Linked DNA regions of Homo sapiens: region 2 is linked to region 1. Evidence: chromatin contacts called from ENCODE Hi-C or POLR2A ChIA-PET data. All regions are on one chromosome and are shown on one strand. Each heading gives the region's core, a stretch centred on a gene start or an enhancer-like site at or near the end of the contact. The rest is flanking DNA. Distances are from core to core; before and after follow the strand shown.

What was found. Hi-C counts contacts between places; a loop is a spot of excess contacts on that map. ChIA-PET counts read pairs that join two places held with the same protein, here RNA polymerase II (POLR2A). Pooled maps may share reads with other maps.
Region 2: a loop to region 1 is called in a map with no recorded cell type, with 2.7 times the contacts of the local background. The contact joins the enhancer-like site here to the promoter of NSUN4 in region 1. A Hi-C loop is called at or near these places in 7 of 37 single-sample maps with no recorded cell type and 4 of 50 pooled maps. POLR2A ChIA-PET finds 5 or more read pairs at or near these places in 2 of 52 experiments (WTC11 and activated T-cell).

What each region holds. Positions count from the first base shown.
Region 1 is chr1:46,337,098-46,343,508 of GRCh38, reverse strand. It overlaps NSUN4 (NOP2/Sun RNA methyltransferase 4), which reads right to left and starts at 2,702. Exons shown (of 6, transcript NM_199044.4): 1 at 2,590-2,702. The coding sequence starts at 2,682. RefSeq lists enhancers at 1,415-1,504, 2,632-2,841, 3,502-4,301.
Region 2 is chr1:46,062,996-46,070,134 of GRCh38, reverse strand. P3R3URF-PIK3R3 (P3R3URF-PIK3R3 readthrough) reads left to right here. Exons shown (of 10, transcript NM_001303427.2): 4 at 3,044-3,224; 5 at 3,956-4,081. It overlaps PIK3R3 (phosphoinositide-3-kinase regulatory subunit 3), which reads left to right. Exons shown (of 10, transcript NM_003629.4): 4 at 3,044-3,224; 5 at 3,956-4,081. Among named protein-coding and RNA genes, the nearest start is that of PIK3R3, 66 kb to the left of the region's middle. RefSeq lists enhancers at 4,492-4,541, 6,894-7,139. Within about 2 kb of position 4,599, at least 3 of the 41 ENCODE cell types and tissues checked have a DNase peak (open chromatin) inside an H3K27ac peak, as active enhancers do.

The DNA of each region.
Region 1 (6,411 bases), core at 1,453-3,952:
AATAATAGTCGAACTACAGCTGGGATTGGTGCTACAGCTGGAATCCTTGGATGAAGGCAAAGGGCAGCTGTAGGGGATCTGCAGAGGCTCTTTGCAAGGGCCTTGAGAGGCCACAGGGTAGATATGGAGGCCACAGGGGACAGTATCAGGGTAGGCCCGGACTCGGGGGACAATGGGTAAACTTTGAGGATCAAAGGGTGTTCTCAAAGGGATAAAAGAATAGATGTGGGTAGAACAAGGAGGCATCACAGGCTGACAACGAGGTTGGGGTGGGCCCCTGGGAGTGCTATAGGTGTCACACAGGGGCACAATGGGAGGGGGGCCTGTCGAATGATTGAGGGAGCCAGACAGTGGGCAGGGATGGGGGGTGGAGGGAACCACAGAGCATATATGGGTATTGCAGGGGGGCCCTATGGAGGGTCCATGGCGGCTGCTCTGAGCATAACTATTGGCCGAGACAGGATCACAAGGAAGGCAGAGGGGAAAAGAAGTGGGGATAACACTTTTGAGAGCTCTAGGGACCACAGTCAGTAAGGTAGTCCCTGGGGGAAGTTCTTTGGGGCTGGAATTTGAAGGAGTTGTGATGTATGGCTGCATACAAGAAGGACCAGAGAGGCAGGAGGGAGGTGGGGGACAGGTGTGGGCCTTAGCGGGCTTGGGCTGGCCAGAAGGGGTGTGCTGGGGAGTGTTGACTAGGGAGAGACATTTGTGGGGAGTATGTGACTGTCTTAACTCTGGGGACTTAGGGGACTTCGGTTGGGGGGAAACTGGAGTGGGAAGAGGGGGTTCATTATAGCTTCTGCGGGGAAGTGACTGGGGTGGAGATATAAACTGGTTGCCCAGGGGTGAAGGGAAGGAAAGGACAGAATGAGGACCATGGGGACGAGATGGTTCCTGGGAACAGGGGGGACCAGAAGTTGTGGTGTCCGGGGTTAGGATGAGGTAAGAGTTCCCAGTTGCCTCCCAGGAGAGAAGGGACTCAATGCAAGCCTTCCTGGGAGCCTGGGACTGGGGTGAGCAAGGAGAATCAGTACTCCCGGGGCACAGGCAGATGGCATAGCAAGGACTCCCAGGGGTAGGTATGTAGGCCTCTGAGGAAAGATGGGAGTAATGATAAGAGCCCTCCTGAGGTGAGCTGGGAGAGCCAGGCATGCCTGCCTGAGAAGAGAGTGGGAAGCCACAACAATTTTTCTCAAGGGGCAGGTCAAGCTGTGGTTTGGGTTCACAAGAGTCTAGAGGCTTAAGGCTGCCATGGTAAAAGCTGCCAGTAGGTGGGGAAGATGCTGGGGAGAGAAGGGGGTCATTATAACTTCTCCCTGAGAACCAGTGAGAGGGCAGAGAGATCATCAGCCCAGTTTCCAAAACTCTGTGAGAAAGGGTTGGGGAGGCCATAGGACTAGTTTCCACCGGCCGGCGAGCAAGAGGAGGTGAAATCGTGAGGCAAGTTCCCGGGGTCCTATGTGTAGGAGGAGGCGAAATCATGGGTCCAGTTTCCAAGGGTACATGAGTGAGCTGAGGGGAGGTCACTGGGCTCGTTCCCGGGGACTGATGAGCAAGGGGAAAGGAGGTTGCCGGGCTGGTTCCAAAAGCTGAAGGCCATCCGCTAGAGTAACAGAGATTAGTGTGCTGGTCACAGTACGTGCCTTGAAGACAGGGACGCCGCATTCTGGAGGGACTCATCCAGCTGCAATAAGGTGTCCGCTGACAGAGAGGGGGTGACCCCGGAATGCTGAACTGCTCAAAATAAGGGCTGGAGAGTGGGGAACCCGAGTGGCAGGGCTAGCGGCAGTAGGTCCTTTCCAGGAGTGGGGAAGAGGACTCAAAAGACCATCTCCCTGAGTGCGAGGAAGGTTGTGGGGGTGGAAGAGATGGTGGAGGTGGCGAGGGAATCGGCTGGGGTGGGCAGGGGGGCGTGCCGGTCATAGAAGAAATTCCAGGGCTTCCAGTGAGGCAAGAAAAAGGGTCTCTGGAGAAGCAAGGAGAGTCCAGAGGATGAGAGGATTCGTTGCACCTTTTGCCAGGGTTTGGGCCGGCAGTATGGACAGGGTGGTCGCTGTAACCTTGCCCGGTCGCCAGAGGCAGCTCGAGGTTGAGGAAGGGGCTGAATCCTTTCCTGCAAGGCGGCGGAGACCCAGGAGTGCAGGCAAGGTCGCTATGGTATTTTCCGAGGGGTGAGGGCGACCGGGCTGGAAAATCAATGAGGAAAGGAGAAGTCATGTGGGGGAAGAATGGGCAAGGGAAAGGGGGAGGGGAGGGAGGGAAGTAAAAGGGGGAGTGGGGGACAGAAAGGTAGGTGGACACAGCTGGGGAACAAGAGACAGTGACATCACTAAAAGAATGAAGGCGAAGGTGATGACGCAACTTGGGCGGAGTCAGGAGACTGCAGACGTAACAAGTGGAAGACACTAACGCTCGGGACATAGAGTGCGGACAGAGGCGGTGACGGAAAAGACGAGAGAGGGAGGTGCCTAAGGACGTTCCGTGGAGTGCTTGGGAAAGACGCTAGGCGTTCTAGAGGGCCGGGAAACGGAAAGACTGGAGAAGTTTCCACCCTCACTTTTCCCTCCTGCGCCCCCAGCCGGACCTTACCCATTTCTTCTTATATCGATGTCTCCGCGGGACCGTCGCGAGGTCCACACGCTTCAGCAGCTCCCGGACACCCCTCAGTGTCAGCGCAGCCATATCGGCGTGCTCCACGGGGTAATTCCGACCGGAACCGCGACAGGAGACTCGCGTGTTCCGGGGAGGTGGTGAGCGCCACCCGGCGGGACACGAGCGAAAAAAGGGAAAGGAAATACATCTGACGCTCTCCCAGGACTCCGCGCGCCTCTACAGACTCCGCCCAGCCAGGAGTCCCCTGAAGGCTGCTGGAAAAAGAGCAACCTGGCACCCGGAATAATGACTCTGCCTGGATGCTTAGAGCAGTGCGAGGGACTCCCAAGAAGCCCCTAGCCCACTTGGGGGACCAGGGAGGATTAGGAGTTGGTGGTTGAGTACCGAAAGAGTTAGCTAGGCGAAAAGGGGCGGGAAGGGCCTCCTAGGCCGAAATTGCATGGAGGAAGATCCTTAGGTAGAGGAAAATGAGACCAGGCTTGTAGGCAGAAGCAGATTTGCAGTGAAACAAATGAAGCTTAAGTTTCGGGACCTGGCCGGGCGTGGTGGCTCACGCCTGTAATCCCAGCACTTTGGGAGGCCGAGGCGAGCAGATCACGAGGTCAGGAGATCGAGACCCTCCTGGCTAACACGGTGAAACCCCGTCTCTACCAAAAATACAAAAAATTAGCCGGGCGAGGTTGCTGGCGCCTGCAGTCCCAGCTACTCGGGAAGCTGAGGGATGGCGTGAACCCGGGAGGCGGAGCTTGCAGTGAGCCCAGATCGCGCCACTGCACTCCAGCCTGGGCGACAAAGCGAGACTCCGTCTCAAAAAAAAAAAAAAAAAAAAAAAAAGTGGAGGCGTGAATAACCCACCCCTTGTTTAGCGTACCATCAAGAAATAACCATAAAAATGGGCAAGCAGCCCTTGGAGCTGCTCTATCTATGGACTATCCATTCTTTTATTCTTGTACTTTAATAAACTTGCTCTCACTTTGCATTGCGGACTCGCCCTGAATTCTTTCTTGTGCGAGATCCATGAACCTCTCTTGGGGTCCGGATCGGGACCCCTTTCTGGTAACAATGCCTGTAATCCCAGCCAATCTCCCTGCCTTTTGATCTCCCTGCCTCACTCCTACCCACCCTGATAATTGGCTGTTGAATGATCATTTAAAAACACAGTTTCTGATCATGTCCCTCCTCTCCACTGGATCCCTACTGGTGATGTCAAATGTTGTGGGGCCTAACGCTTCCGCAATTTGAGAAGACATAGTTAAGAAAAATAATACAAAACTTGGCCGGGCGCGGTGGCTCACGCTGCCCCCAGCCGAAAGCTTTTTCTTATTTGGCATTTGAATGTGGAATTTTGGAATTTTCTTATTGGCAACAAATACTGTCAGTTATTTTCCTTGAAGTGACAGGCTCACTTTGTTCATTTTTCAAGAAAAAGGCTGGCCGGCACTGTGGCTCATTCCTGTAATCCTAGCACTTGGGAGGCCGAGGTGGGTGGATCACCTGAGGTCAGGAGTTGGAGACCAGCCAGGCCAACGTGGTGAAACCCAGTCTCTACTAAAAATACAAAAATTAGTTGGGCATGGTGGCTCATGCCTGTAATCCCAGCTACTTGGGAGGCCGAGGCAGGAGAATAACTTGAAACCAGGAGGCAGAGGTTGCAGTGAGCTGAGATCATGCCACTGCACTCCAGGCTGGGCAACAGAGTGAGACTCTGTCTCAAAAGAAAAATTCTAGTATATTAAAATATAATTGATTTTTTCTGTTGACCTTGTATCCTGAGACCTTCCTAAACTCAATTATTACTTTTGGTAACTTTTTGGAAATCTGTTCAGGTTTTCTATGCATATGGTCATGTCTTTTGTAAATAAAGACACTTTAACTTCTTTCTTTTCTATCTATATCCCTTTTTTTTTTCTTTGCTTTATTCCACTGGCTAGGACTTCCAGTACACAGTTGAATGTAAGTGGTGATGGTAGGCATCCTTGCCTTGTTCCCATTCTTAAGAAGAAAGCATTTAGTACTTCACCATTATATATGATGTTAGCTGTAGTTTTGTGTGTGCGTGTACCTGCATGTGTATAGATGTCCTTTCTTAGGTTTAGAAAGTTCCCTTCTGTTCCTAGTTTGCTGAGATTTTAAAAAATCATGATAGTTGTTGATTTTCCTTAAGTTTTTTTTTTTTTTCTGTTAAGATGATCATACAGTTTTACTCCTTTTTTTTTTTTTTCTTTTTGACGGAGTTTCGCTCTGTCACCAGGCTGGAGTGCAGTGGTGCCATCTCGGCTCACTGCAACCTCCGCCTCCTAGGTTCAAGCAATTATTCTGCCTCAGCCTCCTGAGTAGCTGTTATCACAGGCATGCACCACCACGCCTGGCTAATTTTTGTATTTTTAGTAGAGATGGGGTTTCACCGTGTTGGCCAGGCTGGTCTCGAACTCCTGATCTCAGGTGATCCGCCCACCTCCCAAAGTGCTGTGATTAGGTGTGAGCCCCTGCGCCCAGCCAGTTTTACTTCTTTATTCCATTACTATGATGCATCATGTTGACTGACTTTTCAATATGAACCAACTTTGCATTCTTGTAAAAAACACATCAATTCATGATACAAATACAGTATTTTTTTTCTTTTAGACAGAGTCTTGCTCTGTCACCCAGGCTGCAGTGCAGTGGCACAATCTTGGCTCACTGCAACCCACGCCTCCCAGGTTCAAGCGATTCTTCTGCCTCAGCCTCCTGAGTAGCTGAGACTACAGGTGCAGGCCACCACGCCCAGCTAATTTTTATATTTTTAGTAGAGTCAGGGTTTTGCCATGTTGGCCAATCTGGTCTTGAACTCCTGACCTCAGGTGATCCACCCACCTTGGCCTCCCAAAGTGCTGCGATTACAGGTACGAGCCACTGCGCCCAGCCGATGATACAGTATTCTTTTTAAATATTGTTGGGATTCTTTTTTGTGTGTGTGTGTGTGTTTTTTTTTTTTTTTGAGACGGAGCCTTGCTCTTTCACCCAGGCCGGAGTGCAGTGGCGCTATTTCTGCTCACTGCAAGCTCCGCCTCCCGGGTTCACGCCATTCTCCTGCCTCAGCCTCCCGAGTAGCTGGGACTACAGGCGCCCGCCACCGCGCCCGGCTAATTTTTTGTATTTTTAGTAGAGATGGGGTTTCACTGTGTTAGCCAGGATTGTCTCGATCTCCTGACCTCGTGATCCGCCCGCTCCGGCCTCCCAGATTGTTGGGATTCTTGGGTCTGAGTTAATGAGTCGTATTTGCCTGCAGTTTTTTCTTCTTATAAAGTCTTTGTTTGATTCTGATATCAGGGTAATGCTGGCCTCATAAAATGAATTTAGGAAATGTCCCTTCACTTCTATTTTCTTTTTTTTTTTTAATTTTTTCTTTTTTTGAGTTGGAGTTTCCTTCTTGTTGCCCAGGCTGGAGTGCAATGGCATGATCTCGGCTCACTGCAACCTCCGCCTCCCAGGTTCAAGCGATTCTCCTGCCTCAGCCTCCTGAGTAGCTAGGATTACAGGCACCCGCCACCGCACCTGGCTAATTTTTTTTTCTTTTGTATTTTTAGTAGAGACAGGGTTTCACCATGTTGGCCAGGCTGGTGATTTTTTTTTTTTTTTTTTTTTTTTTTTTTTTTTTGAGACGGAGTCTCGCTGTCGCCCAGGCTGGAGTGCAGTGGCGCAATCTCGGCTCACTGCAGGCTCCGCCCCCGGGGGTTCACGCCATTCTCCTGCCTCAGCCTCCCGAGTAGCTGGGACTACAGGCGCCCGCCACCTCGCCCGGCTAATTTTTTGTATTTT
Region 2 (7,139 bases), core at 3,350-5,849, 280 kb after region 1:
AAGAATAGTAAATAATTGACCCTATATCTCTTTCTAGATACTTCCCTATTTCTCTGCCCTTATTTATAGCAGTGTTCCTCGAGACACTTGTCTATGGGCATTTCTATCTTCTTTCATTTTCTTGAATCCATTCCAGTCAGGGTTCTATCCTTACCATTTCACTGAAACCATTTAGTCAGTTCATTTAGTGCTATCTACTTTGCCAAACCTAATTATCATTGGACTTGGTTGATAATTTCCTCTTTGTTGAAGTGCTTTTGTACGTATTGGTTTTTAGGATATCACACTCTTAGTTCTCCTCTCACTTCATTAATTGCTCCCTTTTGGTTTCCTTTGCTGATTCTTCCTTCCATGTCTCTGACCACCAAACATTGGCATACCCCAGTGCTTAGGCCTTGGACCTCTTTTTCTGTCCAGCTATGCTCACCATCAAATAACATACATCGGCTGGTAACTCCTGAATTTCTATCTTTAGCCCAGACCTTTCTCCTGAACTTTAGATTCTTTAAGTAGCCTGCTGGATCATCTGCTTTTGAATGTTTAGGAGGCATCTCAAACTTAAAGTGTCTAAAACCAAACTTTTTCCCCCTTTAAACATATTCTTTTTTTTTTTTTTGAGATGGCATCTTACTCTGTACCCCTGGCTGGAGTGCAGTGGCGTGATCTCGGCTCACTGCAACCTCTGCCTCCTGGATTCAAGCAATTCTTCTGCCTCAGGCTCCTGAATAGCTGGGATTACAGGTGCCCTCCACCACGCCAGGCTAATTTTTGTATTTTAGTAGAGACGGGGTTTCACTACATTGGTCAGGCTGGTCTCGAACTCCTGATTTCAAGTGATCTGCCTGCCTTGGCCTCCCAAAGTGCTGGGATTACAGGCGTGAGCCACCGTGCCTGGTCTAAACACATTCTTTTTAAATAGCCTTCTTCATGTCAATAAATGACAATTCCATTCTTCTGATTGCTTATGACAAAAACCTTGAAATCATCTTTATCTTGTCTCTCTGTCATATTTGTATCCAAGCCATCAGCAAATCCTGTCAGCTCTATCTTCAAAATATGTTAAGAATCTCACTATTTCTCATGACCTCTACTACTGCTACCCTCATCCAAGACACCATCATGCCTTGCCTAGATTATTATAAAAGTTTCACAAGTGATCTTTCCACTTCTACTGCTGCCTCCTTTGAACAGTCTTTTCTCAACTCAGCAGCTAGAGTGAATCTTTTAAGCCACAAGATAGATTATATGATTCTACTGAAAACCTTTTTGTGCCTCCCCTTCTCACTCAGTAAAAGCTAAAGCCCTTACAGTAACCTACAGACTGTTATTACATAATCTAAGCTCCTTTTACATGTCTTACCTAGTCTCCTATTACTCTCCCTTTTGGTCATTCAGGCCCAGCATCACTGGCCTTCTTGCTGTTCCTCGAACATGCCAAGCATGCCCTTACCGCACCTCTCTCTAGGAAACTTCCCGTACATATCTGCTGTACTAGCTCCCTCACTTCACTTAGAACTCTGTTCAAATGTCACCTGAACAGAGAGGTTTTCCTTGAGCAGTACAAACAATTCCTCCATCACAAGAACTCCTTTCCCTTTACTCTGCTTTATTTTTTTTCCCAACAGACTTATTACTATTTGGTATATTTAGTTGTTTATTTTTGTGTTCTATCTTGAGAAGTTTGTTATCTTCCTTAATAAACTGAAAGACAGAGATATGTTCCTTATGCTGTTAAACTGGAAGCTCCATGAGAGCATGGACTGTGTCTGGCTTGTTTATCATATATCTGTAGTGCATTGTGTAATTCCTGGCACATAGATATTCAGCACATAATTTTAAATGAATGAATGTCTTTTAACTTTAACAGAGAGGCCAGCTTGCAATTATTGTATGTGTGAGTGTACACATTTATAGTAACTGTATATGATTAGATGGTCCTTCTCATGTATATTTAATAGAAATAATTTATCATCCATCTAAAAACTGACCTAAACATTGTTTAAATCAGCTTATAGGGTCAATCTTACTGTGTTTGACCTTTTACAAAAAGGTCATTTATATAAAATGGTCATTTATGTAAATGCTATTTATATAAAATGGCATGGCATAAAGAGAGTTAGGGGCATAAGCCTGCGTGCTGCTGTAAGAATGGTTGAATGGGAATGGTACAGCATTTTGCTATGAATCAACCTGCTGTGGTTTTAGATTATGCCTTATGGGACTTGCAAAACATTGCTATTTTAAACTTTAGTTATAAATTATCTTTTAAGGGTCCATTTAGATATGACTCAGTAAACAAAGGTGGCCTGAACTGTCCAAGCATGAAATTACATTCATCTAATATACATAGCTCTTCAAAAGCTATACTTTGTAAAACAGTTGAATGACTTGAATCATTTACATGTTGTGATTGCCTGAACAGTCATTTCTGAGAATTATAAGCAAGTGTAAAAGACAAAATAGTATAAGGTTCTAGATTAATTATGCAGCTATAAATCATAGATTAAGGAGCTCAGTTATGTTTGTGCATTAACAACAAAACCTTGAGTATGTTGGTGATTGTGTGACAAATGTTTATCATTCCCTTCATATAGAGATGGCTTCTGCTCCCCCCACAGAGACATACAACCACATATCTTTAGGTCCTTAAGAGATTTTTTCTGTTCTTCCTGATAAAAATATTGATAGAATTTAAATTTGAAAATTCATTCAGAATATAAACAAAAATAGAATTTACTTCTGTTTTATTTTTCTTAAGTGATTTTTTTTGCTACATTTGTTCATACTGAATGCTGTGTAGATATGTTGACCTTTAATAACCAAAGTATTTTATGGACAAAACAATGCAAAATGAATTATATATATATATATATATATATATGTTCACACACAGAATAACATGCCTTTTCACTCCTTCCAGCCTCATTAACATAGTAAAACTTGTTTATCATGTGACACCAAGCTTTCACGTCTCCATATGAAAGCAGTAGTTCAGTTGAATTTGGGGGAAAAAAATCCACAGTTGTTGTCTTGTTGTTCACAGGAAGGGAGGCAATAATAAGTTAATAAAGATCTATCACCGGGATGGTAAATATGGCTTTTCTGATCCTCTGACATTTAATTCCGTGGTGGAGCTCATTAACCACTATCACCATGAATCTCTTGCTCAGTACAATCCCAAACTTGATGTGAAGCTGATGTACCCAGTGTCCAGATACCAACAGGTATGATTATGGAAATCCTTGCTAGCTATTGAGCAAGTGATTATTTAACAGCCTTATTTGATTTTATTTACCAGGCTTATCAGTTTTAAAAAACTAGCCATTTTGTTATTTATTTATTTACTTTGAGACAGGGTCTCTGTTGCCCAGGCTGGATTGCAGTGGCATGAATATGGCTCACTGCAGTCTTGACCTTCTGGGCTCAAGTGGTCCTCCTGCCTCAGCCTCCCCGGTAGCTGGGATCACAGGTGCATGCCACAACTTCAGGGTCTTGCCATGTTGCCCAGGCTAGTCTTGAACTCCTGGGCTCAAGCAGTCATCTCACTTTGACCACCCAAAGTGTTGGGATTATAGGCATGAGTCATTGCGCCTAGTGCATACTTAAGATTTTAGATATTTTTGGAACTTATTTTGTGGCTACCCTTCTGTAATATCTTATTGCATGTACTTGTTACCTTTATATAAAAATACTTATGTTTATGTCTCCCACTTCATTTCTTAATTTTTAAAGTATTAATCATTTTGATGTGACTTAAAGGCTGATCTTAATATTATCAAAGGATTTGGTACATTTGTGTGCTTGATATTAATACAGTGGCTTAAAGTTGTACAGTTGAAATATAGTTTAATAGATGGTTGAGGTGATATTTTCCTTTAAAAAATAGATGTGGAAAATCTATTTCCACATATGTCAGAATTGTTAACATTCTTTATTTTTTTCTTTACCTGTATAGGATCAGTTGGTAAAAGAAGATAATATTGATGCAGTAGGTAAAAAACTGCAAGAATACCACTCTCAGTATCAGGAGAAGAGTAAAGAGTATGATAGGCTGTATGAAGAATATACTAGAACATCCCAGGTTGGTATATTATGTTGTTTTTGACTAATATGTGTGCAATGTTTTAGTTACATCAAATTTTCGATCATTCACTTGATGATCTTTAGCTGTTTTAATGTCTTAAAGGCTTAAACAGCCTTTTTGAAACTTTAATGATATAAATTCCCCTCCCTTCTTAATTGGTTAAGGATATAATTTGTATCAGTTAATATTAACTGGTCACAAGTGACAAAATAAAACCAAAGGCTTCAGATAGAAATTTAGTTTTCTTTCATGTGTATATAGGCACTACAGGGGTGTTAGGGTAACTCCACCATCCTCAGAACTTATAGACATTTTCTGTCTTGATGCTTTGCTATCTGTGGAAGAGGGCTTACTCTAATATCAGCCATCACAACCATATTCTAGTAAACAGGAAGTAAGAATAGGAAGGAGAAAGGAAGGTTCTCTATCTTTAAGACAACTTCCTAGAAGGAGCACACTCTGCTTTCACTTTTATCCCACTGGCTAGAACTAAGTCACATGGGCATACCTAGCTACAGGTCACAGCTAGCTGTAGGGGAGGCTGAGAAATCTAGTTTTTATTTGGTCAGGTGTGTTCAGCTAATGTGGGGATTTACTGAGGAAGAAGGAGCTGATGGATGGAAATTGTGGGCTTACTAGTAGACTTAGTTAGCTACACAGTTTTTAGATCATTAACTTTAATAGCCAGTAATACTTTTCATATTTATGATATAGAGCAAAATTCTGTTGAATAATCTAGTTTCTTTCCTAGGACTTCTTAGGCCTGACTACTTTTTAGATTGTTTTTTAGCTAGACTTGGATTGGTTTAATTTGCCCTAAGTTGTTACATAGTTTGTCAAAAGTGTTTGGAATTTTGATGAAGGTGAATATCTTCAGAGAAGTTTACCTTTTATAATATTTGGGTAGAAGTGGCTTAGGAAAATGTATTTAACTGTATTTCTCATGTACATTGTCTTGGAACACAGGTTATTATTTTGAATATCAAATGATTTATAGAAGCATTAGTCTATGTTGATTCGACTTAATTCCTAGTGAATTCTTAGTGCAACAATAACTTACCTTGGGCTCTTTCTAGTAGATAACAATAATGGATTTTTTTAGTGTTTACTTTCTGTTTCATGAATTTCTGCTCTTTCTAATTTTTTTCTGCTTGCTTTCAGTTTAATTTTCTCTTTTCCTAGCTTCTTAAGGTGGAAATTTTGTTCATTGGTTTAAAAACTTTCTCTTTTCTAAAATAAGCATTTAAAGCAATACATTTTCCTTTAAGCACTGTGTATATGCATCTCACAAATTTTATCATACTGTTTTCCTTATTATTCAGTTTTTAATATTTTCTATTTTTTGTGATTTCTTCTTTTGCCCCTTGTGTTTTTAATTTCTAAATATTTGGGACTTTCAAATATTTATTTCTAATTTAAATTAGTTTTGTTGTTAGTAAATATATTCATTAAAGTTATATTCTTTTGACATTTATTGACCTAAATTTTATTTTATTATTGATATTTTTATGAGACAGAATCTTGCTCTGTCGCCCAGGCTGGAGTGAAGTGGCACCATCTCAGCTCACTGCAACCTCCGCCTCCCGGGTTCAAGCAATTCTCCTGCCTCAGCCTCCCGAATAGCTGGGATTACAGGCGTGCACCACCATGCCCGGCAAATTGTTGTATTTTTAGTAGAGACAGGGGTTCATCATGTTGGCCAGGCTGGTATCAAACTCCTGACCTCAGGTGATCCGCCCATCTCGGCCTCCCAAAGTGCTGGGATTACAGGCGTGAGCCACCGTGCCTGGCCAGCTCTTTTTTTATTTTTATTTTTTATTTTACTTACTTATTTTTTTGAGACAGAGTCTCACTCTATTGCCCAGGCTGGAGTGTAGTGGCACGATCTCGGCTCACTGTGACCTCCATCTCCCAGATTCAAGTGATTCTCTTGCCTCAGCCTCCTGAGTAGCTGGGATTACAGGCATCCACCACCATATCTGGCTAATTTTTGTATTTTTAGTAGAGATGGGATTTCGCCATGTTGGTCAGGCTGGTCTTGAACCCCTGACTTGAAGTGATCGACCCGACTCAGCCTCCCAAAGTGTTGGGATTACAGGCGTAAGCCACCGGTGCCCAGCCATAAACAACTCTTTAAGAAGCTTATCTGTGATTTGAAGAGAGTTTTGGAATAAGAATGCTTTTTTTTCAAAGTGTTGTTACCAGAGCTTGTTTATATGCTGCTAAGAAGGAACCATTAGACTGGGAGAGTTAATGATGTAAAAGGGGTTAGCTGATACGATAGAGTGAAGTACCCAGAAAGGAAGGGGAGCTGAGACCCAGAGCACATGTAAATAAAGGGAGGGGAAGGAAGAGAGGAGGTGAACAGGTAGGTTTATAGTTTTGGTGGCAGGTGTAGTGGTATAGTGGCATTGTTGATGGGGGAGGTGCTGACTTAGTAGTGATATCAAATACTTTTCCCTTTGCTGTTCTACTTACCAATATATCTACCAGTGTTAATAAAGTCTAAATTATTAGTGTTTTCTTTGAAGATCCAGGGCCAGAACTTTATAGGTAATTTCTAACTTGGCAAGGGAGCTAAAGCTCTCCACTATAATTTAAGAGTTGTAGAATTAGTACCAAGATATTTGGCATATGGGAATTCTAGTTACTTTTTAGTATTAAGATACATATGATGTAATCTTAACTGTATGGACTATCACAAGGTTCCAGCCTCCCTCATCTGCTAATCCTCTAATGTTCTAGCCCTACTGGGCAATTACTAATCCTTGAACATGCCTTGTTATTTTATGTATACATTATACCATGCCTCCTTTGTGCAGTGCTGTATTTTCTTCCTCTATCTCAGTTCTTTAAGACCTAGCTTAAGTGTCACCTCCTCTGTGAAGTCTCTGTAAAGCAATAAATAACTAGTTAATAAATAACTGGTTGCCTCTTCCATGACATGAAACCAAACCTTATTAGAGTTCAGAAATCTGTTCCACCTGTATATTCTGAGTCCTGGAGGGCAGACTTCACGTTTCACAAATCTCTATCACCAGATGGTAATTTCTGT